2 separate regions of the Homo sapiens genome follow, and region 2 is linked to region 1. A link is a loop called in an ENCODE intact Hi-C map of the cell type or tissue named here. Cell type or tissue: PC-9. All regions are shown on one strand. Each heading gives the region's core, and the rest is flanking DNA. Links, peaks and the distances in the headings are about the cores only.

Evidence for each region. Hi-C counts contacts between places; a loop is a spot of excess contacts. Peaks named below come from ENCODE experiments on the same cell type or tissue, not always from the same donor. Only the 100,000 strongest peaks of a DNase experiment are listed, where the experiment ranks them.
Region 2: a loop joins it to region 1, with 8 times the contacts of the local background. A loop is called at or near these places in 1 of 110 quality-filtered maps.

Annotation. Positions count from the first base shown.
Region 1 is chr13:47,159,273-47,174,832 of GRCh38, reverse strand. No RefSeq gene overlaps it. Among named protein-coding and RNA genes, the nearest start is that of HTR2A, 270 kb to the right of the region's middle. In PC-9, for the core only: no CTCF peak of the experiment used is centred there; no DNase peak of the experiment used is centred there.
Region 2 is chr13:47,103,930-47,119,489 of GRCh38, reverse strand. No RefSeq gene overlaps it. Among named protein-coding and RNA genes, the nearest start is that of HTR2A, 210 kb to the right of the region's middle. In PC-9, for the core only: no CTCF peak of the experiment used is centred there; no DNase peak of the experiment used is centred there; H3K27ac peaks cover 572 bases.

The sequences.
Region 1 (15,560 bases), core at 3,841-7,840:
AAATCAGGAACAAGAAAAGGATGTTCACTCTTACCATTTCTATTCCACATTACATGGGAGGGTCTAACGATGGCAATCAGGCAAAAAAAAAAAAAAAAAAAAAAAAAGAAGAAGGCATTCACATGGGGAAGAATAAAAGTAAAACTATATTCTAATAAGACATGAGCTATAAAAAATCCTCAGAAATCTATTAAAAAGTTATTAAAATTAATGAGTTTAGCAAGATTGCAAATTATGAGATCAGTATATCAAAATCAATAGTATTTCTATATAAGCACAATTAACAATCTGAAAATGAAATTAAGAAAGCAATTCCTACAATAGCTTCAAAATAATAAAATACATATAAATAAATTTAACTAAAAAGTTCAAAACCTACACTCTGAAAAATGTAAATCGTTGTTGAAACAATTAAAGAAGACATAGACAAATGGAAGGACAGTTCATGTTCCTGGATTGGAAAACTTAATATTGTTAATATGACCATGTTATTCAAATTGATCTACAAACTCAGTGCAATCCTTATAAAAATTCTAGCTGGCTTCATTGCCAAAATTGACAAGCTGATCCTAAAATATATATGAAAATTTAGGGACCTAAAATAGCCAAAACAATCTTGAGGAAGGAGAACAAAGTTGGAATACTCACACTTCCTGATTTTAAAACCTACTTTAAACCTACATTAATAAAGACAGTGTAGGAGGACCCTCTGTTTACCTAGCACATAAATGGATCTTTGGATATGCCAAATTTTCTTGGAGTTGAGAAGGGAATGAAGGTAAAATTGTTCTATCTAAAAAAATGAGGGAAATTGAAATCCCTGGGAGAAATCCTGAACCACCACCCCTACTAGAAAAGAGAACACAGAAAGTATAGAAGCAGACAGAGCAGAACAAAGCCTTGAGGGAGTGAGAACCAAGCAACACATCAGGAAGTTGGAGCCCTCAGAAAAGGGTAGCCAGGGAGAAATCCCTAGTAGCAGATGAACCAAAGCAATTTTTAAAAACAGCAATGTCTCATATTCAATTTAAAGTTATTATATATCATTCTCATATAAACTACAACACTTCAATAAAGTTGGCTACATACACAAATGTCTTGCATGAGTGGAATTTTCTGGAAAGAAGTAATCCCAGTGGAAATTGAACTGTGCCCTATTTCTACGTTGGTGTGACGCAGAAGAGTGAACAATTAGAGGAGCAGACAGGATTTTGGAGACAGAAGTAACAGAATGTAAGGCACCACAATCTACAGAAATCATGGAACCAAAGCTAATTTTATGTAGATTTCAAATGGCAGAATAACCTCAGCTAACATCTAGGCTACAATAGAAATGTTCACATGAAAATAAAGGCATGCTGAATACAATTCAATCTTTATTTGAGGAATTAAAGGGTGTTTCAAGACCTTGCTTGGATATTGCCAATACAGAGATTAGCCAAAAAAGTGAGAAGGATCTTGTTAATAAAGAAATACCAAGTTCATAGAACACTGCCTTTCCAATTATCTTTATTCTTATTTCAAGTTGGGCATAGAATTGTGCTTTGTGGATTTTATCTCAAAATGGTTTCTTATAAGTTCTATTATTAAGAATTATATTGTCAAAATCTCTTTCTAGCTTTTAGATTTAACAAATAATGTATCAATTATGTCACCTTATCTTAATACAACATAATATTTTACCTGAGAAAATTGCATTCAAATTCTTTTATAACTTTTTAGAACCTGAGATAAGACAAATTTGATTCAAAATGAAATCTTAGGATGTAAGTGTGTGCATCTGTGAAATATCATGAATCCCAAGGTAATTATGATTGGGATCAGAGTATTTTCAATGTATTATTTACTTCTGTCGAATAGTAATTTACCAGAGCAGTGATGAATAATTAATATAAACATTTATTTATGATTTTTAAAGCAACAGTGTTTTGATTTTACTACCGTATAGCAGACAAAATAACATTTATAATTATCTAAATAAAAGCTTGGTTCTCTATGGCATGAGATGATAAGGTTGATATTTCATATTATCATATATTTCAGCTGTTTTGAAATTCCTTGAACATTTGAGAAAATGAAAGAAACTCTACCCCAAACTTAGTATCTAATTGTTCTCTATATAGAATCACAGCCCACCCTCCCCACTCCCGCCCCCGCTCATCTTTCCTTCCTCTTGTACCCCCAACCTAGGTAAATTATGTTTCCTTGGAAGTGAAAATTCTGGAGCTTGTCTTTATTCTCCTTTACCCCTTACCCCCTTCATTGGTTCACCAACTCTTATTAATGCTACCTCCTAGATTGAGTCTCCTAAGTTACTTTCCTACTGGTCTCTTTCTGCTGCAGTTTACTATAGCATTGTTCCAATAAATAACTTTCTACAAACACCTCCATCATAATGTCTCTACTGCAGGGGTCCCCAACCTCTGGGCCATGGATCGGTACCTGTGCATGGCCTGTTAGGAACTGGGCCACACTGCAGGAGGTGAGGGTTAGTGAGCAGGCATATGGCCTGAGCTCCGCCTCCTGTCAGATCAGTGGTGGCATTAGATTCTCATAGGATGGTGAACCCTAATGTGAACTGCACATGTGAGGGATCTAGGTTGCGCGTTCCTTATGAGAATCTAATGCTTGGTGATCTGTCACTGTCTCCTATCACCCCTAGATGAGACTGTCTAGTTGCAGGAAAACAAGCTCAAGGCTCCCATTGATTCTACATTATGGTGACTTGTCTAATTATTTCATTATATATTAAATGTAAGAATAATAATAGAAATAAAGTGCACCAGAAATGCACTTGAATCATCCTGACACCATTCCCCTACTCCTTCCATGGAAAAATTGTCTTCCACGAAAGCAGTCCCCAGTGCCAAAAAGGTTGGGGATCACTGCTCTACTGAAAAACTTGTGATATGATGGGGGAGGGGGCACAAAGAGTATGAGGGAACTCTGTATTTTGTATTTAATTTTACTATAAACCTAAAACTGCTATAAAAAATAGTCTACTTTTAAAAATCAACTTAAAAACAAACAAAACAAAAACTTCTGACACCACTGCATCACCCACAAGGTAAACTCTCAGCTCCATAATGTAGAAACCTACTTCTTTAGCCTTTCCTTCCACCACTATCTCTATGTGTCTTGCCCCTCAGAAACCCTGATGTGCAGACCACTCGAAGCACCATGCTTCTCATGCCACAGTGCCCTCTGTTAATGCTCCCACTTATCTGTCATTCAAAAGGCCCTCCTTGTCCATTCACTTGTCTAGTTACTTCCCTACTCTTGCTGTGCTGAATACAGCCTCAAGCATAACAAGCATCTCATTGCATAATTATATATTTATACATTTGATTTCCTTTCTAGGCTTCTTTGGAACCAGGACTGAGTCTTACTTATATGTGCATTTTCCATGTCCAATTTTATGTGCTTTCAATTAAAAAAATCAATGTGTAATGAATAAAGGAAGCCTAAGGAAACAAAGTTTGATGAGGTCTTTGGTCTTGCAGAGTCTCTGTCAGTTACTCAAAACCTTTGCCAGCCTCCTGAGGCCTCCTCATCTCATCTCATGATATTGAGAAAGTTGGGATCTTAATGTGCATCTCCTCTCGTAAATCACCACTCTTCTATAAACTTGTTTATGTTCACAGCACTTTCTCTTCTCACATGAACTCTACTCATCCACTTCTGTTTCCCAACAAACTTGGCTCTTCTGCTTAACACATGAACTTGCTCCAGTAACTCCCATCTGAAAATATTAATAAACCCTCCAAGGCACTGTTGATTTTCTCTCTCCATCCCTTTTCATCTTAAATTTGCAGAAAGGCATCTGTTCTGATTCCTCCCACTCCCTCATCTCTCTTTTGTTTCTCAAACAACTGCTATCATCTGTTGCAAGCACTTTTCTGAAACTGCTCTTGCCAATGTCACCAATAACTGTATAACTGAAAAATAGAGTAAATCCCCCAGACCTTTTAAGGAAGGTCAAGGTTAACCATGCCAATTGTCAAATGTAAATTCTACAATAAAATATAATTTCATACCCACCAGATTGGCACTATTTTAAATGCCTTGGCAAGAGGTGGAGAAATGGGAGCGCCACTGCACAGTTGTTTGGAGGGTAAATTTACCTAATCACTTTGAGATAACAAAAGGAGGACTAATTAAGTAAGTTGAAGGTGTGCACACTTTGGGAGGCCAAGGTGGGCAGATCACTTGAGGTCAGGAGTTTGAGACCTGCCTGGCCAATATGGTGAAACCCCGTCTCTACTAAAAATACAAAAATTAGCCGGGTGTGGTGGCATGCACCTGTAATCCCAGCTACTCAGGAGGCGGAGGCACAAGAATTGCTTGAACCCAGGAGGCGGAGGTTGCAGTGAGCTGAAAGCACACCACTGCACTCTAGCCCCTGCGACAAGACTGAAACTCTGTCTCAAAAAAAAAAAAAAAAAAAAAAAAAAAAAAAGATGTATAGAGCCTTTGACCAAGATTTTTTCTTCTTGCAGTAATTCTTAGGGACATTCTGGCCAATATACACCAGGAAACACATGCACAATCCTTTAAAGCAATGTAAAAACTGAAAACAATTCAAATGTCCATTGCCAAAAGAAATGATAAATAGATCGTAGTATCATTCCTCAATGACATGCCGTACGATATTGCAAATTAAGAAGTCAAACATATTCATGAGGTTAAATCTCACAGTCAAACAAGCATAATGTTAATCAGAAAAAGACTTGTCATAAAATTTTATACAGCATAACAATGATACACATAATTGTGCAAAAGTAGACAATATATTATTTAGAAATTCAAGCAACTGTGGTAAAATTCTAAAGAAACGGAAAGGCATGAAACCCAAAATTCAAGATAAAGGTGTTATTTCAAGACAAAGCTTTCAAGATAAAGTGACTTTCAGAGAGTGGGTGTAACATCAAGATGAGGCACTGGGGCCTTAAAGTTATTGGTTTATGTCTTAAGATCAGTGTTGGATACATGTGTGTTTATTTTACATGTGAGTAACATAGATAATACTTATATATAAGTACTATCAAAATAACCATATCATTACTATTCTTTTGTATGTTTCAATAGTTGGTCATTTTAAAAAGTAGGAAAAACATTTATCTATAAGATGGCAGTTCTTTTTTTCTGGCCAAGGTGAGGTTTAAACTATTTTTAGATTAGAAGATTTTCCTGTTTTTGAATATGTCGAGGTCAGTGTGAGTGGTAGAGATTCTTTCAATTCTGATATCCTGTCCCAAATGAAAGCAGGTATTCTGAAACATGTCCTTTTGCAAGTAAACCAGAAAACTTACTTCTTGGAAAAGGTCTTTTGCTATTTCTTATACGGTCTAACAGATTCACCACTGATATTCAAACAGCAATAGGCACAGCTTTGATTTTTCTAAATGCAATAGATTAAAATTCACCTTTTCTCTTCATAGGACAAGTATTTTTTAAAATCCATTTTAAGTTTCCACTAGTAGAATTCTTCCTAATTTCCACATCTGTCTGATTAAAGTAAGCATCACATAATATCATAGTTGATATTAAACTAATACAAATAATAAAATGTAAAATACATTTTTATTATTGGCATTTAGTACCCCGAGAAAAAAGACTAGAGTGCAAATGAAAATTTCATTCTACACCGTTAAATCTTTTACAACAAACATGTATTATTTTTGTAATTAACAGGAACAAAAAGATATATAAATGATGTGTGTGTTATTAATGAGTTTATGTTTATGGACACAGTTTTAAAGTGTTTCTTCCAGTCAGAAAATTAGTTTTCTTTGTAACTAACATTTTGCGTTAGGCAAAATTGTAGAGAAATCAGCCTTTAGAAGAAACTTTCCACTTTGCTTTTCTTTTTGTAACCTCGTGTCATACGGTTGATCCACCCCAGGGCATTCACTCTCTAATCTCCTTCTGCCTGCTATAATTCTCCTCCTACGCAACAAAATTTCCCCTTCTGAATGTAAATTCCCACCCACTCAGCGCCCCTTTAGTTAGTGGTCATGAGAGTATCACAGGCTCGAATACAGGCAGCCCTTGCTTTGCGCTGTTCTGCTAAAAGCACAAATTTTGCACTCCTAGTACAGTCAAATAACATCAGTCCCCTAAAAACATGACTTAAATTTCAATCATCACGTATATTAACCATGTGTTTAAGTGCATAAAGTACACATTTTACAGCTAGCTCTCAGCCTGTAAATCGCTAGGTAAATATCAAAGGTGCATCAAAATCCGTGATCAATCACATCACTTCTTTGAAATGCTTGCAATGATTGCTCACTGTGCCTCTGCTATTCAGTTCAGGTACAGGTAGCAAATGTGTAGTTGTGTCGCTTCCTTGTCTCTCAGTGATAAGCCCACGTGACATTTTACAAAACTGAGGAAAATGGCCCAAAAAAAAAAAAAAAAAAAAAAAGCACAGCAAAGAAATGAAACGTAGTAATTCTGGAAGTGAAATTCAAATCCAACGTAAAAGAAGAAATGTTAAACAAGAAATAGCTGACCACAGGAATGTGGATGCTGCTTGAGTTCATATTCTCTAGATACACAAGGAAAAATGTATTGAAAGTAAGCTTATTGACATAAATGAGTCAAGTGGTCAAGGCTAAAAAGAGGGAGATTTCCCAGAGGAAGTGACGCCGGTGAAAATCTTTACATTAAAGGAATATTTCTCAATATTGAAAGTGCCGATGATAAAATGTTAAATGCTGATTCAACCTAAGAAAAGAGTATGACAGTTTGGCAAGGCATAGAGAAGATGCTCATTCTAATATCATAAGTTATATGACAAGATGGCAAGCACTATTAAAACTACTCTTGATAAGTTTTTTTACAAACAAAATATTGCAATTCTTAATATGCCTAATGATATAAGTTACAGCGTACTGAGTAAATATTAGTTTTACTTTTTTATACCATACATTGTTATATACTATATACATTTTAAAACAGAAATAAGAGAGTTTTTAATTTTATTAAACATTTTTAAAGTAAAGAAGCCTGTTTTATTTTTTCTGTTGACTCAGACCATTTTGCACAGTTTCAACTTGCATGGTCATTTTCACAGTTCTGAATTACCATGCAAAATGCTGGCTCCCTGTATTTGACACTCAGATGTCTACCACATTAATTGAAATGGAAGCAGCAGCAAATATTGGAAACTAATGGAACTTAGCATAAAGCCCTGACTGACACTTGTCCCCTTTGTGATCTTCACTTTCACTTCACGGCTCAGCTGTAGTTTTTCCATTTGTACAATAGATGTTAGTAATAGCACCCTTTGTAGCATGGTTGTGAGGATTAAATAAGATAAGGAAATGCAAGCAGTAAATTATAAAGCATAATATAAATATTAGTTACTATTAAGGAGCACAAGATTTTGAGTAGGTTAATATCTCCTCACTCATATTCATATTCTAAAATGCAGCAATTAGTAACATAATATACTCATCCAAAGAAATGAACACTAAATAAGAAATTTTCAAACCGTACTGAGGATCAGTGTTTTAGCAAACAACATAGGATATTTAAAGATAGAAATAAGCCCTGGAACTTCTTAAGTCCTACGCCAACCTCTGCTCCATATGTATAAGTTCTATTAACAGATGTTTATCCCCATATCTAACCTTTTTCTCATAGTATCATTTGTTATCTATGTGACAGCTTTGGAAAGTGTAAATAATCTAGATCCACAGTAAAATTTACAAATGGGTCCCAAATTATACTAACTTAATTGTAATCCCAGGCCATAGAGTTGGTTTCAAAAATGCTCACATGCAAGCCCTTATAATGAATGGGTCAATTTATTGGCTGAATAATAAAATCCAGTCTGCCTATAGTGCCCACAACCTCTCATGCTCTAATTTCAGTAATTAGATGGTTTACACACAGGGTTGATGCCATAAAAAAGCGATCAAAAATGGGTTGGCTCTCAGAAGGAAGGAGAGGAGTAAGCAGGATTCCGAATACCTGTATCCCCAAACGGTGCAAGCAAAAATCTTGCGGTTCTCAGGCAAGATGATGTTACCCAAATTTTTAAAATTTACTATGGAACATATAAAAGTAGAATAGCCCACTATTCTATTTATAAACAATAAAAATATTGTCCAGCCTCTGCAATTATCAACATTTTGTTAAACTTGCTCAATTATACTAAGGATCAGCAAACTTTTTCTGTAAAGGGTCAGATAGTAAATAGTTTCAGCTTTGCAGACCATATGGTCCCAGTCACAACTATTCGACTCTGTTCTTGTAGTGTGACAGTAGCCATAGACAATATATAAACAAATGACGGTGGCTGTGTCCCAATAAAATTTTATTTACAAAAACAGCCTATCCCCGCCACCCACAGGCAATCACTCTTCTGATTTCTATTTTCACAGATTAATTTTGCCTGTTCTTGCATATCACAAAAACGTACACTTTTGCTTCTTTTCCTGAGCATAAATTTGAGATTATTCCACATTGTTGTGTATATCAGGAGTTCAATCTTTTGATTCTTGAGTAGTATTCTGTCATATGAGAATAACATTACTCTGTTCACTCAGTCGTCTGTTGATGGATATTTGGGTTGTTTCCAAGGTTTTTTCTATTATGAATGAAACTAAATTAAACATTCTTATTCACATTTTTTTTTTGAGTCGAAGTCTCACTTTGTCACCCAGGCTGGAGTACAGTGGCGCAATCTCAGCTCACCACAACCTCCACCTCTCGGGTTCAAGCGATTCTCCTGCCTCAGCCTCCCAAGTAGCTGGGACTACAGGTGTGCACCACTGCACCCGGCTAATTCTTTGTATTTTTAGTGGAGATGGGGTTTCACCATTTTGGGCAGGCCGGTCTTGAATTCCTGACCTCAGGTGATCCGCCTGCCTCGGCCTCCAAAAGTGCTGGGATTACAAGAATGAGCCACCGCGCCTGGCCCTTGTTCACATATTTTTATGTAACAAAGGTTTAGTTTCCTGAGAGTGGAACTTAGAAATCATAAGGCAGGTATATGATTAGTTAAAAGCTGCTATTACAGTGGCTGTACCATTTTATTCCCCCTCCAGGAATATATAAGAAATCTAGTCGCTCTACATTCTTGTAAACTCTTGGTATTATCAGTCTTTTTAAAATTTTAGCCTTTCTAGTGGTTTTTTAATGATATTCATTGTGATTTTAATTAGCATTTCCATGATGACTGATATTTATAAGCATCTTTTCAAATGTTGGCCATCTCATACATTACTTTGGTGAAGTATCTAAGACTTTTGCCCATTACTAATTGGGTTGTTTGTCTTTTAATTACTGACTTAATTAAACATTTGAGATTTAAATATTTGAGTATCTTGTCAGATGTCATATTGGAAATATTTTCCCAAGGCTATAGTTTCCTTTTCTTAAATAGACTTTACTCTTTAGAACATTTTTAGGTTTACATAAAAATTGCTCAGAAAGTACAGTGTTACCAGTAGCCTCTCTCACTGCCCCCACCCCCAACAGTTTTTCTTGCTATTAACAGCTTGTATTACTGTGGTGCAGTCTTTGCAATGGATGGACCAATGTTCATACATTATCATTAACTAAAGGCCATAGTTGAATTAGAGTTCACTCTTTGTGTTGTACAATACCACGGGTTTTGACAAAGGCATAATGTCATGTATGCATCATTACAGTATCATATGTTATGTAACTCTAGAGTTAATAGTTTTATTAACTTAAAAATGCCCTGTACTCCAATTATTTGTCCCTACCACCTCCCTCCCCAAAAAACCTGAAAACCACTGATCTTGTTACTGTCTGTATACTTTTGCCTTCTCCAGAATGTCATACAGTTGGAATCATATAGTATGTAGCTTTTTCGGACTGGATCCTTTCACTATGCAATAGGCATTTAAGGTTTCTTCATGCCTTTTCATAGATTGATAGCTCATTTATCTTCATTGCTGATTAATAATAGGTCATTGAATATATGTACCACAATTTGTAGTAAACATTCATCTATGGAAAAACACCTTAATTACCTCCAAATTCCCAACCTGAGTCTGTGGCTCTGGGCTTTGATCTTGGCAAGTCCTTCTCAATTTACCCCACCCCATATGAGACGGGGGCTAATGGGACTGGAGTTGTGTGTTTCCCTTCCCCCACACAGGAGGGTAGAAGCCGGTGGAGTTTGGTATTCTCTTCCCCTACTTTGAAGGGTAGAGGAGGCTGGAGTTTGTTATTCCTTTCCCCACATGGCTGAGGCTCTGGAAACACATATGTTGGTTGGTCTATGGTAAAACAGTCACCCTTAAGGACAGACCTCTCCTTTGCAGGAAGAATAGAATGCTCTGGCTATATTTCACAATGGTTACTTTGCCCCTCTCCCTGCCAGAAGCATGACGGGATTTTTCTCTGCTCACAGTGGCAACGAGGTGGGGCTCCTGGATGTAAAACTCATAAAAGTTTTGGGGTCCCCTTAAGGTTATACCCTCAGAAGTTTTTAGTCTCTGAGTTCTCATCTTAAACTAGTCTATGCTCAGTCTCCAGCAATTAAACACTTACGCTTTAAGTATTCCTACCAGTTATTGGGTCCAGTAAAGTTTTCTGCTCCTGGTAAGCCGTGATTCTCTGTATCTGTCTGTCTTTCCATGTTACTGGGCAGCAGTTTGTTTTGTGACCTCAGTGATCTGATGGCTCTAAGATGAGTTATTGATCTTCAGTTTGTTCAGCTTATTCTCATGAGGTTGATAATAACAACCTCCAGGCTCTTTACATGTTGGGCTAGAAATTAAATGTCTGTAGCTTGCTTTTTAATTAACAATGCCTCTTGAAGAACAGAAGGTTTAAATTTTGATATACTTCAATTTAACATTTTTTTTTCTTTTTTGGTTAGAGCTTTTGGAGTTCTATTAAGAAATCTTTGCCTAATCTCCACTTTGCTAAGGTTTTTTTTTTCCATATTTTCTTTCTGAAAGTTTGTTTTTGGTTTTATAATCTATGATTATAATCCATTTTAAAATAATTTTTGTATATCACATGAGGTATGCATCTCATTCAGGTTTTTTTTTTTTCCACACAGATATCCAGCCAGTTATATAGCATTTATAGAAAAGATTGTTCTTTCTTCACTGAGTTACATTATTGCCTTTATCAAATATTTGATTACAGTTGTGGTATATTTTCAGACTCTATTGTGTCACATTTACCTATCTTTCTACCTTTACTCCAGAACTATGCTGTCTTGATAACTTTATAGTAAATCCTAAAATCAGATCATATGCCTAGAGAATATAAAGAACTCTTCCTCCTTTACCCTTCTTTTGCTATCCTAGGAATATGTCCTTTTCCATACAGATTGTAGTATCATCTTGACAATTTCTATAAAAAGCCCTTCTACGTTAGTGATTGGAATTTCATTAAATCTGTAGATTAATTGGGGGAAGATATTAAATCTTCTAACTCATGAGCCTGATGTGTTTCTTCCTTTTTAAAAGATCAGGGAGGTGGGAGGGATAGCATTAGGAAATATACCTAATGCTAAATGACGAGTTAATGGGTGCAGCACACCAACATGGCACATGTATACATATGTAACAAACCTGCACGTTGTGCACATGTACCCTAAAACTTAAAGTATAATAATAAAAAAAAAATCTTTCTTTACTCCCAATGACTGGGTTTCTTTTCAGTTTTCAGTGAGAAGGTCTTAGATTTGTTCCTAGATATTTATGGTTCTTTGTGCTTTTGTAATTAGCATTTTTTTCAATTGTTTTTGCTAATACATAGAAATATATTTTTTATATTGACTTTATATCCTGAGACCTTTCTTCACTCACTTATTACAGTTAGTGGATTTTGTGTGGATTTCTTTATATTTTCTTTGCACTTTGACTATGATGCGCCTGGGGGGCAGTGGAATTGTAGCATATTTGTCTTGCTATTTATTCAGGAGCTATAAATTTGTATTTTTCATCAACTTTGGAAATTTTCCAGTTATTTCTTCAAGTATTTTTTGTACCATTCTCCTATTATTCTGGAATGTGTGTGTGTGTGTGTGTGTGTGTGTGTAATAAGTTCATATATTTAGTCCCATTGCTATCTGACATTTTTATATTTTCTTAGTCATTTTTCCTTCACGTACTTCATTTTGTATAATTTGCATTAGGCCATTTTCACTTCACTTATACTTTCTTCTACAGTATTTGTTCTGCTTTTAAAACCATATAAAGCATATTCTATTTCAAATATTTGTTTTATATATCCAGAATTTCTGATTTTTCTTTAGTAATTTTTATTTCTCTGCTTACATTCTTTCTCTGCTGACTCGTTCTATGTTTTCCTGTAAATTCTGGGACATATTTATACTTATTTTAAAATCTTCATTTGCTAATTCTAATGTTGGGTCCCTTACTTCTTTTCCTCTGCCCCACCCCCGACCCCAGATTAAATTTGAGTCTTACATTCTTTTTTTTTTTTTTTTTTTTTTGAGACAGAGTTTCGCTCTTGTTGCCCAGGCTGGAGTGCAATGGCACCATCTCGGCTCGCTGCAATCTCCGCCTCCCAGGTTCAAGCAATTCTCCTGCTTCAGCCTCCCAAATAGCTGGGATTACAGGCTTGTGCCACCACACCTGGCCAATTTTTTTGTATTTTCAGTAGAGACAGGGTTTCTCCATGTTGGTCAGGCTGATCTCAAACTCCCGACCTCAGGTAATCTGCCTGCCTCGGCCTCCCAAAGTGCTGGGATTACAGGCGTGAGCCACCTTGCCTGGCTGAGTCCTACATTCTTTTTATGCCTAGTAATTTTTTATTGATTACCAGATATTATGTATAGAAAAACAGTGGAGACTGGAAAATATGGTTGCATTATTTTGTTTTTTTTCCCAGAGAGCAGGAGTTCCTCCCTGTATCAGGTAGCTAAAATGACAAGATACACTGGATTTCCCTGAGTGGTTATTTGATCAGTAACTAGCTTCGGCTTCAAGAGGCTGAGTTTAAGCCTAGTCTCCAACCTTCAGTCTTTCTGAGAGGTGAAACCAGCTGGACTTCCTGGGTTGAGTGGGGACTTGGAGAACTTTTCTGTCTAGCTAGAGGATTGTAAATGCACCAATCAGTGGTCTGTGTCTAGCTAAAGGATTGTAAATGCACCAATCAGCACTCTGTAAAAACGCACCAATCAGCACTCTGTAAAAACGCACCAATCAGCACTCTGTGTCTAGCTAAAGGTTTGTGAATGCACCAGTCAGCACTCTGTAAAAATGCGCCAATCAGCACTCTGCGTCTAGCTAAAGGATTGTAAACACACCAATCAGCATTCTGTAAAATGGATCAATCAGCACTCTGTAAAATGGACCAATCAGCAGGATGTGTGCAGGGCCAAATAAGGGAATAAAAGCTGGCCACCCGAGCCAGCAGTGGCAACCCGCTCAGGTCCCCTTCCATGCTGTGGAAGCTTTGTTCTTTCGCTCTTCATAATAAATCTTGCTGCTGCTCACTCTTTGGGTCCGCACTACCTTTATGAGCTTTAACAATAACCACGAGGGTCTGCAGCTTCATTCCTGAAGTCAGCCAGACCACAAACCCACCAGGAGGAACAAACAACTCCAGACACGCCACCTTTAAGAGCTATAACACTCACTGCGAAGGTCTGTGGTTTCACTCCTGAAATCAGCCAGACCATGAACCCACTGGCAGGAAGAAACTCTGGACACAGCTGAACATCTGAAGGAACAGAATCCGTACACACCATCTTTAAGAACTGTAACACTCACCGCGAGGGTCTGCGGCTTCATTCCTGAAGTCAGCTAGACCATGAACCCACCAGGAGGAACGAATAACTAGGGACGCGCCACCTTTAAGAGCTGTAACGCTCACCGTGAGGGTCCGTGGCTTCACTCCTAAAGTCAGCGAGACCACGAACCCACCGGAAGGAAGAAACTCCGGACACACCATCTTCAAGAACTGTAACACTCCATCTTTAGAACTGTAACACTCACCACGAGGGTCCACAGCTTCATTCTTGAAATCAGCGAGACCACGAACCTACCGGAAGGAACCAACTCCAGACACATTTCCAGTGCCCCAACAACCAGTGATGCCACCACTTCCACTGCCAGTCCCACCTCCCTCCCCGGCTGGTCACTTCCACCTCCACTGCTCATTAGGGACTATTTCTTAAAGAGTTTGAGTATTTAAAAGCCTCTTCTCCCTAGAAATCAGTTCATTGATGTTTTCTCCAGTCCACCTGATTGGTTCATGGGTGGCCAGGGGCAGAAGGAAAAAGCACTGTAAGTTCACATTCTGGTCTGTCAGCCCAGCCCCCAGACTTCAGGCCATCCTTGACTTGAAGGTGGGGCTTCAGGGACCCAGAACTTTCTACCCAGAAGCCTGTCTGCCTTCTGCTGTCACCCAGACTGTTCATGCTGAGTGGAGCCCGCAGGCCCATGCTGAGCTGCCCTCGGCCTCACTCCCGTGCTTGTCAGCGCCCAAAGTCCACAGGGGGCCAAGGCAGCAGGGGGCTGGTGTGTCAGCCTCAACTTTGCTCCAAGATTGGAACAGGCACAAGGAATGGGGAGAGGCCAGACAGCAGGAGCAGGCATATCCGAGCCTGCAGGGACAGAGATGCCTCCCTGGCCCCCAAGAATGCAGGGATGTCTGGGTCCACAGCTGCAGCTTGGGTGGCTTCAGCTGCACCTGGGAGGGTGGGGCTGCTGCCTGCTCCTGGCCCCCAGGAGCACAGTGATGTCTGGGTCCAAAACCATGGCTGGGCCGCAGCATCTTTGCCCAGGGAATATGAGGCTCCCGCCCTGCCAGCTTGAAAGGGGGTGAGAGAAGGCAGGGCTTCTGCGTGTTCCCAGCTCCTGCTGGCTCTGTGGAGCACACAGCCCCAGCAGGGCCTCCCCGCCTCCCCGATTGAAGCTAGCATCATGGCAGTAGCCACTCCAGACAGGCCGCCACTGCCATCATTGTAACACCTAAAATAACCAATTATAATTCTTTGTTATTTTATACCCAGTCCATATATTTCCCCATTTGTCTAAAAATGTCATCTTTCTATTGTCTTATTCAAACAAACATCTGCAAAGGATCCATAGACTGCTTGTATTTATTATATTTCTTGGGACTTTAATAATTTATAACAGTCACCCTCCTTTGCTATTTAATTTTTATATACCATTTATTTGTTGGATAGCCAGGTTATTTGTCTTATGCAATGTCTCACGTTCTGAATTTGGATGATTACTGTCTTGTGGTGGTATTTAGCTCTATAGTTAATGAAAACTATAAGACCTACAGAAAGCAGGCTTGATTATATCCAGGTTTTTTTTTTTTTGATACAAACATTTCATATCTGCATCTCATCAGGAGGCCCATAACACCTCTTATGTGATTCCAATATTGATTATTGTGTTCAAGTTGTATCAGTTTGATCACTTTACTAAAAACCTGCCACTGACTTCTTGGCAAGTGGTTTTGGTGGCTATTGATGATTATTGTCTAAATGCATTACTTTATTTGTGGTCACAAAGAGTGACTTCCCAATTTTATGATGTCCTGTCCATTTATTAGCTGGAATTCTTCTCTAA
Region 2 (15,560 bases), core at 6,129-10,128, 58 kb after region 1:
ATCCTCCACATCCAATCTATCAGAAAATCTTCTCTGATGTTTGTTCTATGAGACTTCTAGGCAGTAGCTAAATCTGTCACCTCTACCTTCACAATAATCTCCACTTCTCACTAATCAAGTGCTACTGCTCTGGTTAGGAACACCATCACCTCTGGCCTGTATATATGACCTCAGTATTGCACCTTTGCTCCTTGACAGTGTATCCCTACACAGCATCCACAACTATCCTTTTAAAATGGAAATCAGATCATGTCCTGCCTTCGCTCAAAACTCTGCAACACCTTCCATCTCACCCAGGGTAAAAGCCAAAGTCCTTACAATTTCCTATGGAGTAGTTTGCTAGGGCCACAGTAACAAAGAACCACACAAACTGGGTGGCTTAAATAACAGAAATGTATTGTCTTGCAGTTCTAGAGGCCAAAAGACCAAGATCAACATGTCAGCAGGATTGCTGCTTTCTAAGGGTTGTGAGGGGGAATCTGTTCCATGGCCTCTCCTAGCTTCTGGTGGTTTATTGGCCATCACTGACATCTCTTAACTTGTGGAAACATCACTCCAGTCTTTGATTTAATCCTCATATGACATTCTCCCCACATGTGTGTCTGGGTCCAAATTTCCCCTTTTTATAAGGACACTAGTCATATTGTATTAAGGACCCACTTACTCCAATATGACCTCATCTTATTACATCTGCAATGGCCCTATTTCCAAAGAAGGTCACATTCTGAGGTACTAGAGTTTAGGACTTCAACCTATGAATTTGGAGAGAACATGGATTCAATATTCTAAGAGGCCCACAGAAACTGACTTCGAGCTCCCTCTTTCTCTGACTCCTGCCCTGCTGCTGGCTCATTCCACTCCAGCGATGCTGGCCTCCTTGCTGCCCGTGCACATGCCAGGACCTTTGCAGTCACTATCCTCTGAGCCTGCAAACTGCCTCTCTCAGGAGCACTAATTTTATCACCTTCTTCAAGACTTTGCTCCAAATGTCACCTGCTGGAGGAACTCTACACGAACCATTCCATTTTAAAGTGAAACTGATAATTCCCCCCAACACACTCCCAGCCCTCTTTACCTTGCTCTATTTTCCTTTGCGTAGCACTTGCCACCTTCGAGTATATGTGACTTACAATGTATTATGTTTATTATTGATAGTTGTCTTCCCCCATTAGAATGTAAGCTCCATATTTCTTTTTTGTTTTATTCACTGATAAATTCTAAGTCCCTCAAACTGTACCTGGAATAGGGCGAGATGTCAAAAAACATTTGTTGAAGGAATGAATAAAATGTAATTCACAAGTTCTTCTGATTCATAAGGAAAATCACAAATTGATCAGAGCTCTTTCCCTAAAAAATCCTGAAGAAACAGCTTTAAGAGAGAAGAATTCTGAAGGAATCCCTAAGGAGGCATATAATTTTTCATTCGAAATGTATGAACTTGGTAGAACCAAGAAAACAGTCCTTTCATCAAGTACTAGCAACCATGTCTGTAAAAATAAACGTGATCACTTTAGGCAAGGTACATCAATCAAGCAATTTAGACTGAAATTTACTTTACTATTTTGAATTAAGTATTTTGGCTCTGTACACAACCAGAAATTCCCACTTAATTACAATTCCTCATTTTATTTAGGGTCACATAGATTTGAGAAATCCTGAGGGTGAGGTGCTTTCATTAAAATGTGTGAACAGACTCCCAGACTCCTACTACAATAGGTCTAAATGCAAAAAAAAGAATTGCACTTAAAGATTTGACAGTCTTTGCCATAGGAAGCCAGGTGCTGGTAATAACATTTTATTTTAAGCAAAATGTTCTTCGGAGAAAAAAATAAAGAAGCATAATTGGGGAAATGAAAAAGTAAATGTCTTTTGCTTTTAATGTGTTTCATGTAGGGAGACTCAGACTGGACTCAAATTCAGAGGTCTTACAGTTTATTTGCTTGTCAGAGTGAATGTTTTCCTAGAAACTCTGGTGGAGCCGCACTGAGTCATCTACACTCTTTCCTGCTCTCTTGTGACAAGCAGCATCTATTTCTGAGATGATTGCGCAGGCTTCAGAGACAGCCTTTCCTGAAACCTGGCTGCTTTTATGTCCCTGAGTTCCAGGAGATATCTTCAGATCCTTATAATAAATCTTTTCCTTTGCATAAGCTAACTCTGTTACTTCCAACCAAATATACTTATGTTTGACATCTGTTTTCCACCATCCAGACTGCGTGACCTGGGTTTCCTTGATATAATTTTCCAGTATATGATATAAATCCTTTTCTCCACAATATTCTTATTTTATTGACAGTGGATATTTACAAAGCACCCATAGGTAAGGCTTCTACTGCCAAAGAAAAAGAGTTTTAAACTAGAAAGTTGGCCAAAAAAATCCATAGTATGTATGCAGTTTCTGTGAACAAAATTGTCACAAATATAAGCCTTTAAAATTTTAAATAAAGTATTCTGTCATTTAAGATTACGTAAATGCTTATTCATACTGCCTCAATAGAGACATTTATATTGTACCCAGTTTTCAAATATAAATATAAGTAATATATTCAGGTCACTGAATTTTTGTGCTACATTGATTTTTTTTTGGTTCATTCATATGACATCTGTGAAAATTACTGCTATCATTCTCTTTATGTATTAGTGCATAGCTCCAACCCTGTAATTTTAAAACACATTATTCAAATCCTAGCTTTATTGATCACTTAAAATAAGCTTTTTCTTTCTGAAATCAATCACCCTCCCCCACCACCCCCTCTCTTATTGACCAAGAATACTCAGAAGGTTTTGTAGAATAAGGAAAAGAAGGCTCGAAAGGTAAATATTTACAATGACACCTTCATCTCTACAAAGTAATATCATCCAACAGTTTTCAAAGTCTGTAAAAAATATGTGTGGTTATTATATTTCCTCCTCAGAAGCAGCACAGCTAGTATAAGTATATTCCACACAAAGTCTATTATGTTCTGCCCCCCATTGCTACCTCCCCCTACAGACCCCTGCTCTGTTACACCACCCTGCAATCTCCAAAGAGCCTCCCACCTGCTTCCCATCAGCAGTGGATATGGCCAATTAAGAAAGTATTTTTATGTGGTGAGGAGTAATAGAGAAAGATGGCATAGAGGGGTGGAGGTGAGGGCAGTAGAGCAAAGAAGCACATCTATACTATGACCACCTTTCTATTCCAAGGCCTCTTGTGCATACCTTTGATTATACAACACATTTATTAATCACAAGCTATATATAAGGCACCAACTGTAGCTATAAAGGAGAGAAAAAATGAGAAACACAGGCATTATACAACTAATTCTAAGTGTGATATATGTCGTGGAGAAGTACAGGTGCTCCACATTAACAGAACCACAGTCTCAAGGCCACACACACCTACACTGACTCAGTGACTCCTCCGCCCATGTAGCCCCTTTAGGTAGGGGAGATGACTGATTACACAGATGATGAAAGTGGGATTCCCAGGATTTAGGGGTTTGCCTAAAGTTTTGTAATGCAAGGTTTTTAATTCACAGAGTTGGATCGAGATGTGACCAACCATTCCAATTTGCCTGGGACTGAGAAGTTTCTCGGGATACAAGATTTCCAGTCTTGGGCAAAGTAGGAAGGTCATTCACTCAAATCCATTTCAATTCCCTTTCCAAATTGGCCAGTATTTATAGTTTCTTTTTAAAGTTGTTAACTGTTTATATTACAGAGCTTTCTGGGCATTGTCAATGTACTCAATGAGCAATTCACAAAAGAGAAAATAAAATTCTCCAGTGATTAATGAAAAACACGTAACCAAATCTGGTTGTACCCAACATACTATATGTCACTCTAGCAGATTTTTTTTTTTTTTTTTTTTTGAGACGGAGTCTCGCTGTCGCCCAGGCTGGAGTGCAGTGGCGCAATCTCGGCTCACTGCAGGCTCCGCCCCCTGGGGTTCACGCCATTCTCCTGCCTCAGCCTCCCGAGTAGCTGGGACTACAGGCGCCCGCCCCCTCGCCCGGCTAATTTTTTTTATTTTTAGTAGAGACGGGGTTTCACCGTGTTAGCCAGGATGGTCTCGATCTCCCGACCTCGTGATCCGCCCGCCTCGGCCTCCCAAAGTGCTGGGATTACAGGCGCGAGCCACCGCGCCCGGCCTCACTCTAGCAGATCTTACAGAGGTCTTACTGGTTTTTTTTAATATCAATGTCTTTTATTTACATATGTAGTATACAAATTCCATTGTAAACACAATTAGTCTCCTGAATAAAACAACATATTGATGGCAGTGCTTCAACTGCAGCCCAAATTTCTATATAAAGTTTTGCACCTTGGTTACAGCATGCAGGTTTCCCTACTTTGTACTAGATTTTCCTCGTATTTTCAATCATTTTCAGTTTTCAGAAAGTTTTCCTATCTTTATTTTCAAAGAGAGTCATTTCATCTAATCATCTATGTGATCTTTTTTCTAATGTCTTCTAAATGTTTCATTAGCAATTTCCTGCAGTTTCTCAAGGTCCTTCTTGAGAGGCAGTACAAGCTGATTAAAAACTCAGACCCTGATTCAGTGCATGGATTCAAGTCCTATTCTACTTTCTTTTTAGGTGACCTTGGAAAAGTTGTTATAATTCTCTGTACCTGAGATACCTCATCTGTAAAATGCAAATAATCATAGTACTACTTTATAAAGTTGTTCTAAGAATTCAGTGATTTTTATAAATCAGAGGACGTAAAGCAATTCCTGACACATAGTACGTACCTAAATATGTTAGTTAATGTTATTTTTCATATATGGTTCAGTAATTTTTATACTTCTAAGATTTTAAGATCAGAAACCTAAGATTTTTATTAACAGAAATGTATACAATTCCTAGAATACATATACCATGTTATTTTAAAATAGATGACACTGATTTAACGTTACATTTTAAAGAAAATATTAGATTCATTTCACAGTATGTGATGTGATAATAGGGTATGGGGTGCTCACTAGTATGCACAGGATATTTAGATCAAGAACTCAAGGGAGAAGTTTGAGAATATGGGTGATAGTTGACATTAGTCATGGAAATGGATGAGCATGGTCCTCTAGCTCTACTTTGCAGAGCTAGAAGAGAAGCGATCTCAGAGAGAATCCCAGGAAGAAATGGAGGAAACAGATCTTAAGGAAGATGAGAAAGAAAAACTGTAGAAAAGTGTGTCTATTCAGGGGTGAATGTTGAATTCTGCACATAGTCTTATGAGTTAAGCATTCAGGCACCCACTTTGAAGATACCAACAGTTTGATTCATCACTAGTCATCTTGGTAAAAAAAAAAAAAAGTGAGGTCTAGTGATGAAGGCAGAAGCAAGGCTGTTACAGCAGGCATAAGAGTGAATGGGAAGGGAGGAAGTAAAAACAGCAATAGCAGCAACTCTTTTCAGAGCTAGAAAGGAAGAGAGACTGTGATAAAGAGGATTAGTACTGAAGAAATGTGGCAAATCCTCCTTCTTACAATGGTGGTAGAAACAAGGTAGGATACCTTTGGCAGATGCCTAAACTGGGAAAAGTACAGAGTTGAGACCTTGTGGGAAGCCACGTCAAGGAAAATGAGAGGACAAAGAGATGGCCATTAAGACCCAGAATAAAAACAGAGATTGAAACTGCGTGTATAGAACTGGGGATCTAAGATCAAAGCAGTCTAAAGTTAAAAGCAGTGAAGAAGTATAGGATAATTCAGGAATTGCCTAGAGCAGAATTTAATTTTTGCGGGAGGTTCTTTGTGACAGCTGCCATGCACATACGTGGCTGACTTAGAAAGGATGGCATGGACTAGCAGGGCTGAGAGAATAAATATGAAGACTTGGCAATTTTAGATTCATAGAATGTTGAAGTTGAAAGAAGTTATGGAGGCTATGGAGTTAAAGTTCTCCAATTTATCAATTTACAAGTGCATGTTGTTATACAATAATTGCTTGTTAACTATAGTGTACCATGCATGATGCTACATGCTGGACATTTGTACAGAACAGCTTTATAGTAATTTTACCTATAGAGTCTGTAGTATAGATGCTACTTTCCTGGTTTTTGATGAGCCCAATAATTTTGTTCAGAAATTATTCCATTTTTGGTTTATTTTAATTCAATGTCTTCCTTTTCCTAACAACTTTGAGACCATCGACCTTTGACATTGTTCTCTGCTTATTCTTTTTCTATCCTTCTAATGTTGCAGATTCACTAATTGGAAATCAACAGACAAAAATTCTCTCCTAGTTACCCTGTATCTGCTCAGAGTGAATCCCATTTTCCCTCTAAATCCATGCTGCCTTAGCACTCACCACTGACAACCAAGAATAAGCCCTTAAGTGAAATGGATTGAATGACTGAATTCAGGAAATGAATAAGGATGCAAATATTATTAGTCAATAAAGTAATCCAAGAGGAAGGTTAAAAATGACATCATTTTGTACAATGATATCTCCCATTGGTTCTCCTTCCATGAATTTTTTTTTCACATCAGCAAATAAGCTTTTGGCCTTCAAAATTAACATTTAATAGGAAGGAAGGAACACACAACACTCACCACTCCAACGAGCATTTATCAGGCAATTGGAATTAGTAAAGTGTGACCACATAAAAATGGGCATTTTTCAATTAATAATACAAAAACAAACAATATCTGAATCCAAGAAAAGGGTTGGCCTGTCCTCTCCTATCTGGTCCTACATAATAGGGAAGACACATCAAAAGCACCATGTTCTGTCCTGGGAGCTACCGTTAAACGGGACATTAACAAACAGAAGCTTGTCTGAAGGATAGAAAAGCTTCTATACCCTGACAAAGAGCTGAAAGCAGCCTGTGACAAAGAGTTGGAAACCTGGAGACAATTTAGTTTAAAGAAAAGAGGACAGATTTAAGGAGTTAAGGCTAAAGGAACAGCTCATTAGCCTTCTTCAAATATTCCAAGGACTGTGATAAGAATGCAGTTTTCCAAGTTGTGATGGGAAAATAACAAAAACAAAAAACTGTGACAAAACATTTTAGTTCTTGCATGTTTTGTGGCTTTTTGTTATTTGTAATACCTGCTGCCTTCTAAGAAGGGTAGATTCTGGTACCTGGAGGCTTCTTTGTTTGCTGAACACCGGGTGGCTCTGGGGATAAAAAGAAATGACTAAACTCACTGAATAAGAATGGGAGAGAGTTGTAATGACTCAGAGACAGGACTGAGCCCAAAGAGAACAGGATCCATGGAGATGTGTAGCCCATTCCTATCTGGGGCAAACATTTGAAGAAAGAAAAGACCCAGTACATGGCAGCCGAAGGGAAACTTTAAGAACTACAAAAATATAATAATTTTTTTTCAAAATAAATTATATGGTTAAAAAATAGTACAAAAATGTTTACAATAAAATACAGTTTTCTACCACACTACTCCTTATCCTATAATGAACCTCCATTTCAGGGGCAATAACTTTTCAATATTTCTGGTTTTGTTTTCTTCTTTTGTTTTCATGCACAATAGTTACATTTTAAATATTATACTTTTATATTATCTGTTAATTTATAAGCTTTAAAAATTGCCTATTACTCTTGTGACTGTATTTAATAGGTTTAAAATTCTTCATTTTCCTGTACCAGTATTAACGAAGGAATTAATGAAATCAACTATAACCTAATAGTAGTAGTAATAGAAATTTTAATATTCTTTTAAAGTTGCTGCAAAGTGTGACCCCCTCCCTTACACTCAAGTTAAAAGAGAATATCAACAGCCTGTCTTCTCTCTGTGGACAGTGGACCTTATCTATACTCCCCAACTCCACATTCCTTAAAGTTTATTACAGGCCCAGCAAGTTCCTGCACGGCTGCAGGGTCACAAGACTGTTAAGTTTAGGTTGTAAGACATGTTTCTCTCAAGATATAAGAAATATTGTAATGCTGCCTTTGTTTCTTGCTTCTGCAACTTGCTTCCCACCTCACGTAGTTCCTGCCTTAAGATGTTTAAAAGTAGGAAAAGCCCTTTGTTTGGGGCTCAGACTTTCTGGACGTATGTCCGGCTGAGCCAGTGATCACCTTAATTTAATAAACTCTCCTGAACCTTTTTCAGTCTCTCCTGTGTTTGATTGTTCCACAACATTTCTGGGGGCTCATCTGGGATTGGAGATGGCAGATTTTCTGTCTCCTTTGCCTGTAGGCTAGAGCCCCAGGACGTGGGAGACCGGGGTCCTTGGCACCACCGAGAGTTTCAGCCCGGAAGGAGAATTACCTTCCGTGTTCCGGAGCCCTCCCTGACAGCAGAAATGGAACTGGTAAAAGGAGTTGCAGGACAGTCACAGGAGCAGCACTCAGACATATGAACCATGGTAAGGTTTGGGCCCTAAGGCAAGACCCGTCCCATAAGGACGGAAGGGGACTCTGATCACCTCCCAGGGCATGATGACTAGTCCAACCCAAGGGGGTTGGGACAATGGGAGAGGCCCATTGATTCGGACAAAACTCACACCCTGACACCCGACATGGGTGGGGCTCATGAGTCAGTCAGAAAGGCAAACCGTTTCGGGGACGGGGGAGGTGTGTGAAAGTGTGTGAAAGAGATGGTCTCGGGAGAGACCAACGCGGGGCGTGACGTGGGGAGGCACAGATCTCTTAGCATGGACTGTGTGCTCTGAGGAGAGTGTAGGAAAAAGCAGACCTAGGACACTGCATACAGCCCATAGGACAAGTTCCACAGCTGCAGCTAGCTGTGACAGGAATTAATGCACACTTCTGGCTAAGCAGTGTCTGAACCTCCCGTAATAGGACTCGTTCTGGTGGATCCCAGAGTGAAAGTGCATCATGAGGGAGGAAATGGGAGGAAAAGTGTCAAGGCCTACTCCACTGTAGTGCATGCTGAAACACTTTAAAAAAGGTTTTAATGGTGATTATGGGATTAAGCTAACTCCACAGAAACTGAGAACCCTTTGTGAGATAGACTGGCCGTCTTTTAATGCAGGGTGGCTGGCCAAGGGGACAACAGACAGGGAGATAATTGGCTAAATGTTTCGGGTAGTCACCAGGCTTGGGGAACAGCCTGGGCACCTGGGATCAGTTTCCGTATATCAACTCCTGGCTAAGTGTAATTCAGACGCACCCTAAGTGGCTGCAGGCCTGCTTTGAGACGTACTGTAAGACACTAATGGCCCAGACAAAACCAGGGACAATAGAAAGAGGCTGCAAGGCATCAGAAAAAGAATAGGAGTTACAGGAAAAGCAGAAAAAACCTGTCCTACAGGCCCAACCTGAAGTGTTAGAAAGTCCACCCCCTGTGCACCAATTTATCCATCCCTGGCAAGGCTTGGACAGGAGGCTACCCCAGCTGCCTCCAGAGGCTCAGACTCAGAAGAAAGCACCCCTCAGACAACACCACACAGAGAGGAGCCAGAGCCCTTGCCTGAAAAGCCAAGGGAGGAACTCCAGGTGGATGAGGTCGGCCACCTTAGGTCGGGCCGTGCCCGAGCAATGCAGATGCCCCTCCGAGAAACACTGGGACAAATTTATTTGAATGCACAGAATGAAGTCTAGGGAGGAGAAAAGCTCTTCGTTTATCAGCCCTTCTCTACTACTGATCTCTTAAATTGGAGACAACATACTTGCTCCTATACAGAGAAGCCTCAGGCTCTTATAGATCTAATGCAGTCTATTTTCCTAATTCACAATCCTACCTGGGCTGATTGCAAACAACTTCTTCTGTCATTATTTAATATGGAAGAGTGCTGTAGAGTTATAGAAGTCGCTCTCCAGTGGCTGGAGAACAATGCGCTTGTAGGCACACGAGATACCAGGCAGTATGCACAACAAGCACTCCCGAGAGAGGCTGACCCAGCCTGGGACCCTAACCAGGCTCAAGTGCTACAAAGTTTGCAGCGGTATTGAGAGGCACTTCTAATGGAATAAGGGCTGGAGGAAAAAAGGCCACCAATATTGGAAAGGTCTCAGAGGTCCACCAGAAGCCAGATGAAAGTCCCGGTGAATTTTATGAGACGTTCTGTGAGGCTTACTGGCTTTACACACCATTTGACCCAGAGGCTGCAGGTAATCAGTGTATGGTTAATGCAGCATTTGTAACCCAGGTGCAAGGAGACATAAAGTGAAAGCTTCAGAAGTTAGAAGGGTTTGAAGGCATGAATGTTACCCAGTTTATCCAGGTGGCTACTAAGGTGTTTGTAAGTTGGGATGAGGCCAAGAGAGAAGCTCGACGCAGATCTAAAGAAAAGGGCGGACTTGCTGGCAGCAGTCTTAGTTGGAAGAGAAACTGGTTTTGTGAGAGGATGTGGTCGTGGTTGCAGTCATGATAGAGGACTAGCTAGGCAAAACCAGGAAGCTAAGCCAGGATGAGAGGGCTGACTTAGGCTTGAGAGAGATCAATGTGTGAGATGCAAGCAGATGGGACACTGGAAGAATGAATGCCCAGAAAGAGAAAAGGATAGAGGCAACAATCCAGGACAAAAGAGCTGGCCAGAGCCCCCTGCCACCAGTCAAGGGTTTCAGAAGTCAGACATGGAATTAATCGGACTAGCAGGAATCAATGATTATTATGAGGACTGAGACAGACTGGGCTCCATTTCATTAGGCCCGGAGGAGCCTATGGTCTCAATGGAGGTAGAGGGCTGAAAAACAGACTTTATGGTTGATACTGGTGCGGAGCACTCAGTAGTAACTCAAGTGATTGGGCCATTGTCTAAAAATTATGTAACTATAATTGGAGCAAAGGGGGTATCGCTGGCTTTCTAACTCTAGGATGTTAAGATATCAAGGAATTTTGTGTGAAAACCCCTACATAACCAGCCACACTGCTGCCAATAGAATGGACAGAGCATGGAAAGCCCTCGTTGTATGGCCCAGGGTATCATTGCTGTGTGGAAACAATGGATGAGGTTTCCTCAAGCTGAAAAGACTTAAAGGACCAGCCCTTAAAAGACCCAGATGTGGCCGGGCACGGTGGCTCATGCCTGTAATCCCAGCACTTTGGGAGGCCAAGGCAGGTAGATCACAAGTTCAGGAGATCCAGACCATCCTGGCTAACATGGTGAAACCCCGTCTCCACTAAAAAATACAAAAAAATTAGCTGGGTGTGGTGGCGAGCACCTGTAGTCCTAGCTGCTTGGGAGGCTGAGGCAGGAGAATGGCGTGAACCCAGGAGGCAGAGCTTGCAGTGAGCTGAGATCGTGCCACTGCACTCCAGCCTGAGCGACAGAGCAAGACTCCATCTCACAAAAAACAAACAAACAAACAAACAAACAAAAAACCCAGATGTTGAATACTTTACTGATGGAAGCAGCTTCATATCTGAAATTGTCAGAGAGGCTGGATATGCAGTGGTAACACTGAATTCAGTAGCTGAAGCCCACCCTCTGCCAGTCGGAACTTCAGCCCAAAGAGCTGAGCTAATAGCTTTCACTAAAGCATTGCTCTTGGCCAAAGGAAAGTCAGTAAACATCTATACTGACTCAAGGTATGCTTTTGCCACTTTGCATGCCCATGGATCCATATATAAGGAAAGAGGATCATTAACAACTGAAGGAAAGGAAATCAAAAATAAAAAGGAAATAGAGCACCTCTTAGATGCTGTATGGGCTCCAAAAGAAGTAGCAGTCATCCATTGTAAAGGGCATCAAACAGAGGAGGTGCTGAGGCTACAGGAAACAGAAAGGCAGACAGAGAAGCCAAAAGAGCTGCAATGACAGAGGTTCACTCTGATGATAGGTTCTTTTGCTGTGCAGAAGCTCTTTAGTTTAATTAGATCCCATTTGTCAATTTTCACTTTTGTTGCAATTGCTTTTGACATTTTCATCATGAAATCTTTGCCCATGCCTATGTCCTGAATGATATTGCCTAGGTTTTCTTCTAGCTTTTTTATGATTTTGGGTTTTACATTTAAGTATTTAATCCACCTTGAGTTAATTTTTGTATAAGGTGTGAGGAAAAGGTTCGGTTTCAGTTTTCTGCATATGGCTAGCCTGTTTTCCCAGAACCATTTATTAAATAGGGAATCCTTTCCCCATTGCCTGTTTTTGTCAGGTTTGTCAAAGATCAGATGGTTGTAGATGTGTGGTATTATTTCTGAGGTCTCTGTTCCATTCCATTGGTCAATATGTCTGTTTTGGTACTAGTACCATGGTGTTTTGGTTACTGTAGCCTTGCAGTATAGTTTGAAATCAGGTAGCATGATGCCTCCAGCTTTGTTCTTTTTGCTTAGGATTGTCTTGGCTAAACGTGCTTTTTTTGGTTCCATATGAAATTTAAAGTAGTTTTTCTAATTCTGTAAAGAATGTCAACAGTAGTTTGATGGGAATAGCATTGAATCTTTAAATTACTTTGGGCAGTATGGCCATGTTCACGATATTGATTCTTCCTCTCCATGAGCATGGAATGTTTTTCCATTTGTTTGTGTCCTCTTTTATTTCCTTGAGGAATGGTTTGTAGTTCTCCTTTTATGTTCCTTGTTAGCTGTATTCCTAGGTATTTTACTCTCTTTGTAGCAATTGTGAACGGGAGTTCATTCATGATTTGGCTCTCTGCTTGTCTATTGTTGGTGTATAGGAATGCTTGTGATTTTTGCACATTGATTTTGTATCCTGAAACTTTGCTGAAGTTGCTTATCAGCTTAAGGAGATTTTGGGCTGAGACGATGGGGTTTTCTAAATACAGAATCATGCCATCTGCAAAGAGAGACAATTTGACTTCCTCTCTTCATATTTGAATATGCTTTATTTCTTTCTCTTGCCTGATTGTTCTGGCCAGAACTTCCAGTACTATGTTGAACAGGAGTGGTGAGAGGGCATACTTGTCTTGTGCCGGTTTTCAAAAGGAATGCTTTCAGCTTTTGCTCATTTAATAGGATATTGGTTGTGGATATGTCATAAATAGCTCTTATTATTTTGAGATATGTTCCATCAATACCTCATTTATTGAGAGTTTTTAACATGAAGGGATGTTGAATTTTATCAAAGGCCTTTTCTGCATCTACTGAGATAATCATGTGGTTTTTGACATTGGTTCTGTTTATGTGATGGATTATGTTTATTGATTTGCTTATGTTGAACCAGCCTTGCATCCCAGGGATGAAGCCAACTTCAATCATGGTAGATAAGCTTGTTAATGTGCTGCTGGATTCAGTTTGCCAGTATTTTACTGAGGGTTTTTCCATCGATGTTCATCAGGGATGTTGGCCTGAAGTTTTTTTTGTTGTTGTTGCGTCTCTACCAGGTTTTGGAATCAGAATGATGCTGGCCTCATAAAATGAATTAGTGAGGAGTCCCCTCTTTTCAATTATTTGGAATAGTTTAAGAAGGAATGGTACCAGCTCCTCTTTCTACCTCTGGTAGAATTCAGCTGTGAATCCGTCTGGTCCTGGGCTTTTTTTTTGGTTGGTAGGCTATTAATTACTGCCTCAATTTCAGAACTTGTCATTGGTCTATTCAGGGATTCGACTTCTTCCTGGTTTAGTCTTGGGAAGGTGTATGTGTCCAGGAATTTATCCATTTCTTCTAGATTTTCTAGTTTATTTGCATGGAAGTGTTTATAGTATTCTCTGATGGTAGTTTATATTTCTGTGGGATCAGCAGTGATATCCCCTTTATAATTTTTTATTATGTCTATTTGATTTTTCTCTCTTTCCTCATTAGTCTAGCTAGTGGTCTATTTGTTAATTTTTTCAAAAAACTACCCCCTGGATTCACTGATTTTTTGTAGGGATTTTTGTGTCTCTCAGTTCTGCTCTGATCTTAGTTACTTATTGTCTTCTGCTAGCTTTTGGATTTGTTTGCTCTTGCTTCTCTAGTTCTTTAAATTGTGATGTTAGGGTATTGATTTTAGATGGTCTTTCTAGCTTTCTCATGTGGGCATTTAGTGCTATAAATTTCCCTCTTAACGCTGTTTTAGCTGTGTCCCAGAGATTCTGGTGCATTGCCATTTTGTTCTCATTGGTTTCAAAGAACTTCTTGATTTCTGCCTTAATTTTATTATTTAGCCAGGAGTCATTCAGAAGCAGGTTGTTCAATTTCCATGCAGTTATGTGGTTTTTAGTGAGGTTTTTAAAATTATTATTATACATTAAGTTCTGAGATACATGTGGAGAACGTCCAGGTTTATCACATACATATACACGTGCCATGTTGGTTTGCTGCACCCATCAACTCGTTATCTACATTATGTATTGCTTAATCCTGAGTTCTCCTTTGATTGCACTGTGGTTTGAGAGACTGTTTGTTATGATTTCAGTTCTTTTACATTTGCTGAGGAGTGTTTTACTTCCAATTATGTGGTCAATTTCAGAACAAGAGCCATGTGGCACTGAGAAGAATGTATATTCTGTTGATTTGGGTGGAAAATTCTGTAGATGTCTATTAGGTCCACTTGATCCAGAGCTGAGTTCAAGTCCTGAATATCTTTGTTAATTTTCTGTTTCATTGATCTAATAGTGATGATGGGGTATTACAGTCTCCCAGTACTATTGTGTGGGAGTCTAAGTTTCTTTGTAGGTCTCTAAGAACTTGTTTTATGAATCTGAGTGCTCCTGTATTAGGTGCTTATATATTTAGGATACTTAGCTATTCTTTTTGAATTAATTCCTTTACCATTACTTAATGCCCTTCTTTGTCTTTTTTGATCTTTGTTGGTTTAAAGTCTGTTTTATCAGAGACTAGGATTGCAAACCCTGCTTGTTTGTTTGTTTGTTTTGCTTTCCATTTGCTTGGTAAATATTCCTCCATCCATTTATTTTGAGCCTATGTGTGTCTTTGCACATGAGATGGGTCTCCTGAATACAGCACATTGATGGTTCTTGGCTCTTTATCCAATTTGCCAGTCTTTCGACTGGGGCATTTAGCCCATGTACATTTAAGGTTAATATTGTTATGTGTGAATTTGATCCTGTTATCATGATGCCAGGTGGTTATTTTGCATAGTAGTTGATGCAGTTTCTTCATAGTGTCATTGGTGTTTATATTTTGGTGTGTTTTTGCAGTGGCTGGTACTGGATATTTCTTTCCATATTTAGTGCTTCCTTCAGGAGATCTTGCAAGGCAGGCCTGGTGGTGATGAAATCCCTCAGCATTTGCTTGTGTGGAAGGGATTTTATTTCACCTTTGCTTATGAAGCTTAGTTTGGCTGGATATGAAATTCTGGGTTGAAAATTCTTTTAAGAATATTGAATATTAGCCCCCAGTGTCCTATGGCTTATAGGGTTTCTGCTGTGAGATCTGCTGTTAGTCTGATGGGCTTCCCATTTTTAGGTGACCTGGCCTTTCTCTCTGCCTGCCCTTAACATTTTTTCCTTCATTTTGACCTTGGAGAATCTGATGATCATGTGTCTTGGGGTTCATCTTCTCATGGAGTATCTTAGTGGTGTTCTCTGTAGTTCCTCAATTTGAATGTTGGCCTGTCTAGCTAAGTTGGGGAAGTTCTCCTGGATAATATCCTGAAGTGTGTTTTCCAACTTGGTTCCAGTCTCCCTGTCTCTTTCAGGTACTCCAATCAATCATAGGTTCAGTCTTTTTACATAGTCCCATATTTCTTGGAGGTTTTGTTCATTCCTTTTTATTCTTTTTTCTCTAATCTTGTCTGCATGC